2 separate regions of the Homo sapiens genome follow, and region 1 is linked to region 2. Evidence: chromatin contacts called from ENCODE Hi-C or POLR2A ChIA-PET data. All regions are on one chromosome and are shown on one strand. The core of a region is the stretch at or near the end of the contact, and the rest is flanking DNA. Distances in the headings are between cores, read along the strand shown. Region 1 overlaps MAPK1 (mitogen-activated protein kinase 1). Region 2 holds the start of SDF2L1 (stromal cell derived factor 2 like 1).

The links. A loop is a pair of places that touch in the nucleus more often than their neighbours do. ChIA-PET counts read pairs that join two places held with the same protein, here RNA polymerase II (POLR2A). Pooled maps may share reads with other maps.
Region 1: a loop to region 2 is called in a pooled map, with 3 times the contacts of the local background. The contact joins the enhancer-like site here to the promoter of SDF2L1 in region 2. A Hi-C loop is called at or near these places in 1 of 50 pooled maps. POLR2A ChIA-PET finds 5 or more read pairs at or near these places in 3 of 52 experiments (SK-N-SH, activated T-cell and naive thymus-derived CD4-positive, alpha-beta T cell).

The regions. Positions count from the first base shown.
Region 1 is chr22:21,835,918-21,838,617 of GRCh38, forward strand. All of the region lies in intron 1 of MAPK1 (mitogen-activated protein kinase 1), which reads right to left. Among named protein-coding and RNA genes, the nearest start is that of MAPK1, 30 kb to the right of the region's middle. RefSeq lists a silencer at 2,143-2,350. Within about 2 kb of position 1,419, at least 7 of the 41 ENCODE cell types and tissues checked have a DNase peak (open chromatin) inside an H3K27ac peak, as active enhancers do.
Region 2 is chr22:21,640,906-21,643,605 of GRCh38, forward strand. SDF2L1 (stromal cell derived factor 2 like 1) reads left to right here and starts at 1,397. Exons shown (of 3, transcript NM_022044.3): 1 at 1,397-1,618; 2 at 1,957-2,153. The coding sequence starts at 1,432. RefSeq lists a silencer at 1,206-1,635.

The sequences.
Region 1 (2,700 bases), core at 169-2,668, 200 kb after region 2:
AGCAGGGAGACAGATCAGCTCTGGGAGTTGGGATGGGGAAGAAGAGAGAAATGGCATCTTGATGATACTTTTTATCCTGGCCAACCCACTTCACCAGCGAAAAGCTGATAAGCACTCAAGACAGAGGCCCTACACTAAAGAATTTAAAAGTATACAGGCCGGGTGTAGCAATTTGTACCTGTAATCCCAGCACTTTGGGAGGCTGAGGCAGGCAGATCACTTGAGGTCAGGAGTTCGAGACCAGGCTGGCCAACACAGAAAAACCCAGTCTCTACTAAAAATACAAAAATTAGCCAGGTGTGGTGGTACATGCCTGTAGTCCCAGCTACCTGGGAGGCTGAGGCAGGATAATCACTTGAACCCAGGAGGCGGAGGTTGCAGTGAGCCAAGATTGTGCCACCACACTCCAGCCTGGGCGACAGAGTGAGACTCAAACAAACAAACAAACAAAAACAAAAACAGAACTTAAAAGTATACATCTGGGGGGAGAAAAAAAATGTAGGGGTGGACGTGGTGGCTCATGCCTGTAATCCCAGCACTTTGGGAAGCTGACGCTGTGGATCCCTTGAGCCCAGAAGTTCGAGATCAGCCCTGGGCAATATGGAGAAACCCAGTGTCTACAAAAAATACAAAAAAATTATCTGTAGCCGGGTGTGGTGGCACGCGTCCGTAATCCCAGCTACTCAGGAGGCTGAGGCAGGAGAATCGCTTGAATCCAGGAGGCAAGAGGTTGCAGTGCGCCGAGATCGCGCCACTGCACTCCTGCCTGGACGACAGAGCGAGACTCCGTCTCAAAAAAAAAAATTATCTGGGGTGATGGTGTGCGCCTGTGGTCCCAGCCACTTGGGGGGCTGAGGTGGTAGAATCACCTGAGCCCAGGAGATCGAGGCTGCAGTGAGCCATGATCATGCCATTGCACTCTAGCCTGGGCAACAAAGTGAGGCTGTCTCTAAAAAGTTAAAAATAAATTAAAACTAAAATGAGGGCCAGGTGTGGTAGCTCACGCCTGCAATCCCAGCACTCTGGGAGGCCAAGGTGGGAGGATCGCTTGAGTCCAGGAGTTCGAGACCAGCCTTGGCAACATAGTGAGACCCTGTCTCTTGAAAATAAAATAAAAAATTTAAAAATTTTTAAAAACTGAAAAAATGAAGCAATATAAATGCCCAACAAATGGGGGCAACAGTTATATAAATAACCTGTTTTTAATAAAATTTAACATTATGTTGATGTTACATGTTGGAGTCAGATACATAGAAAAAGGAAAAAATAGGACACAATAGTATGGGATAATCATTACGTAGGTTTAAAAAAACAAAAGAATCCTTGCTGAGAACAGGTCTGGCAGAGCAAAGTGAGCTTTAGCCTGAAGTGGGAGGGAGAAAGTAAAACAGTGGGCAGGGCTCTGGAGGAAAGAAGGATGGTAGTGCTTCAAAGGGAAGCAGAAGTTTTGGCTTTGTTTTATTTTTAGGACAGAAGAGTGATCAGCCCCTAGGAATTTGGATGAGATCATCCAGAGAGTGTGTATGGGACACAGAGGGCCCAAGAACTAAGAACAAAGAGTCAAAGACTTGGGAAAACCAGAGGTGTCTCAGCAAAGTAGTAGATGTAACTTTTTAAAAAGGAAATGGCTTATAACATCAAGTGCTCCAGAAAAAATCAAAATCTTTTGATTTTCCAGGGAGAATGGCAAAAAAAGGGGAAAAAGAATCTTTGGTGAGGAAGGCCTTCAGGAAAAAGCAACCAGTCCAGAAAGATCAAAATCAAGAAAGACTGTACATAGAGTGTGCACACCATCAGTTCAGAGTGCAAGAGTGGGGGTAGGGGGCTAAAGTCTGGCTCTCGTGGGCAGAAGAGGTGGGCACAGAAAGCAGAGCAAGCAGCACGAACCATTCCCGAGAGAGCCTGACTATGAAGGGGAGAGAACAAATGGCACTTGTCTCACAGACTCTGGGGCAGTGCCCAGGAAATTAAATTTAGGACTATATATCAATTTAAAAGTACTGGATAGAGTAACGAAAGTGATGTTTTCAGTAAGTGTTGTACAGCAGAAGGCTTGTTTTTGTTGATTTTAAAAATCTTTCATGGGAGATTGGAGAGATGCTGGTAAAAAAAAATACAGCATTAAAATAAAATCTTTCACTATAAAACTAGCTAGTACGGCCAGGAGTGGTGACTCACACCTGTAATCCCAGCACTTTGGGAGGCTGAGGCGGGGTGGATCACCTGAGGTGAGGAGTTCAAGACCAGCCTGGCCAACATCGTGAAACCCCATCTCTACTAAAAATACAAAAATTAGCCAGGCCGTGGTGGTTCATGCCTGTAATTCCAGCTACTTGGGAGGCGGAGACAGAATTGCTTGAACCCGGGAGGCGGAGGTTGCAGTGAGCTGAGATCGCACCACTGCACTCCAGCCCGGGCGACAGAGCAAGACTCGGTCTCAAAAAAATAAAATAATTAATTTTTTAAAATGCTAGTGTAACTTCAGAAAACTTAGAATATGATTTTAAATAAAAATAATAACTAAACTAAAAAAGCAAATCCTGTATAAGCCCTTAGTTACTTGGGAAGTCATTTAAAAGTTAAGCCCATATCATCTCAAATTCCAAAACTTATTGCAAGGTAAATAATCAAAAGGGTGGTGCTGGCACAAAGAAAAAAGATATAGATTGATGGGACAGAAATGAAAATCTAGAAATAAAC
Region 2 (2,700 bases), core at 147-2,646:
AGACTCATAAGCCTGGGGGAGGGGTAGTTTGAGGGCGGAGACCAGGAATTCTGCTTTGGATGTGCTGATTTTGAGATGATGGCTGACATGTCCAAGAGTATATATCCATCGCCTCTCAGATAGTACTTCAGCTCTTCCACCCTAGACTGGAGACCCCTCAAGTGCAGGGACTACCAAATCCAGGGCAGACTGACTTTTAACCGTTTGGACACCTAAATGCTGAAAAGATCAAGGTGTCTTATACTACATGTAACTCAAAATCAAAACAGTATTAAACACGAAACCCCCAAAATAACATGTTGCTGTAATGAAAATGGCTTTACTCTGGATTTTCTGAACGCAAAATTCTGGATGATTTAATTAAATATGAACTTTTCTCTCTGCTTTGCCTGTGCTTCAACTACACCCTAGTCAGACTCTTGAGCCCAGAGCTATTTGCTCTGTGACCCCACAGGATCTGGAGTGAAGCTGCTGTAACAATGTCCCATGAATGAATAAATAAACAGAGGTGTAAGTTTTCCTCCCTTGAAGGTTGAGCTGACAACACTCTGAGAAGGCGGCAAGAAGGAGACCTACTCATGGCCAGGAGACCTGGGACACGGTCGCCCAGGCATGGTTCCCACAGCCCCTTGGTCTCCTTTGACTCTGGTTTCCTAAGACAGCTTTGGGACTTTCTGGTGAGAAGCTGCCATTATTCTCAACGCTACAGCTCCCTGCTGCCCTCTCCTGCCCGATGACCCAGTGACCACGAGATTTAGCCACGAAAGGAGTCAAATGTATAAGTGGCCAGGGGAATTCAGAAACCCCAGGGTCTAGGGACTGTGGTGACCCAGTATCAGAGAGGGCCTAGGGCCGAATGACTGGAGGTTTCATTAATCCCGGGGTCCAGGGACTTAAGGACTGATCCCGATTCAGTGACCCCGGGATCTGTCGACTTTGTGACCACAAAATCTAGCGATCCAACAACCTCAAGACCCTGCAGCTGCGGGCCCAGGTTCTGAGGGGAGAGACTCATTACTGAGTGCCCAGGAGTCCAGGATCAAGGGGCGTCGTGAAAACGTGCCTGCAGGGTCCTAGGATCCTGAGCCGGTGTCCAGGGACTCACCGGCTGCGAGGAGCCGCGTCTTCACCAACTGTTCACGCTCACTCTCCGCGGCTCGGAGACTCAGCCGCCCTTCCCTGGGCACTCATTGGTAAGTCCTCGGAAGCGTGGACCAATCAAAACCCTCCTCGTGTCTCCAGTCCCCGCCCAGCTACGGCTCTCGCGAACCGGGGGCGGGCCCTCCCCGCGCTGACCCAGTGGCAGTGCAAGCGGAGTGCCGCGCGGGCCGACTATTGGCTGCCGCAAGCGGGCGCTGTCAGAACCGGATTGGGCCGCGGCGGGGACGGAAGCGGCCCCTGGGCCCGAGGGGCTGGAGCCGGGCCGGGGCGATGTGGAGCGCGGGCCGCGGCGGGGCTGCCTGGCCGGTGCTGTTGGGGCTGCTGCTGGCGCTGTTAGTGCCGGGCGGTGGTGCCGCCAAGACCGGTGCGGAGCTCGTGACCTGCGGGTCGGTGCTGAAGCTGCTCAATACGCACCACCGCGTGCGGCTGCACTCGCACGACATCAAATACGGATCCGGTGCGTGGGGCCAGCGACTGGGAGAGCGCGGGGAACCGGGGCTCGGGGTTGGGAGTGTGGAGACAGGGTGGTCATGGGGGTCTGTGGGCCGTCTGGAAGCCGGGCGGCGGGGGCTCTAGAGTCGTTGGGAGGTCGAGGGGCCAAAGCTTTGAGGGTGTCGAGGATATTGAGGGTGGGGACGGTCGTCGGGGAACTGCGGGCCCAAAGACTGAGGGGGTGTCAGGCGGGGGCTGGGGGTGAGCCCTTGGGGTCCCCTGGGACATGTTCTGGTCCCAGGGCGAGGGTCCGGGGTTCCGCGATTGACGGAGACCCTGGGTGTGTGGGGTGTCACTCCTCAGGCAGCGGCCAGCAATCGGTGACCGGCGTAGAGGCGTCGGACGACGCCAATAGCTACTGGCGGATCCGCGGCGGCTCGGAGGGCGGGTGCCCGCGCGGGTCCCCGGTGCGCTGCGGGCAGGCGGTGAGGCTCACGCATGTGCTTACGGGCAAGAACCTGCACACGCACCACTTCCCGTCGCCGCTGTCCAACAACCAGGTGAGCCCCTCCCGGAGCCCCCAGAGAGACTCCTGGCCTGTGTGAGGGGCCAGAGACAGAGCCCTGGGTTCCAATCCGAGCCTCAGCTTCTTCGTGAAATGGAAATTTCACTTCAGAGATGGTTACTGAGCGCCCCCTCGGGGGACACAGAGTAACTCCGCCAGGATCCTGCCCTCAGGTGCTCCCGGCCCGGCAGGGAGAACGACGGGAGAGAGATCCGGAGAGATACGCCTGGATAGCTCTTCCTCTGGTGGCAAGTGGGACCCAGGAGGGGAATCCACACAGCCTTGAGGGTGGGGAATAGGAAACTCCACTGGGGAGGAGGAACTCAGGCTAGATCTGAAAGGATGATTAGGAGTCCTACAAGCCACAAAGGGGAAAGAGAGACTTCCCAGGCCAGCAGAAGAGATTGTGCCAATGCATGGAGGTCATTGGAATTCAGGGGATTGGAATGGAACAGTGGGTGCCCTTGGGGAGCTGGTGGAAGAAAATGTTTGAGATAGATAGACAGCTTGACTGTTAGCCTGAGGGGCTGAATTTTAGGCTG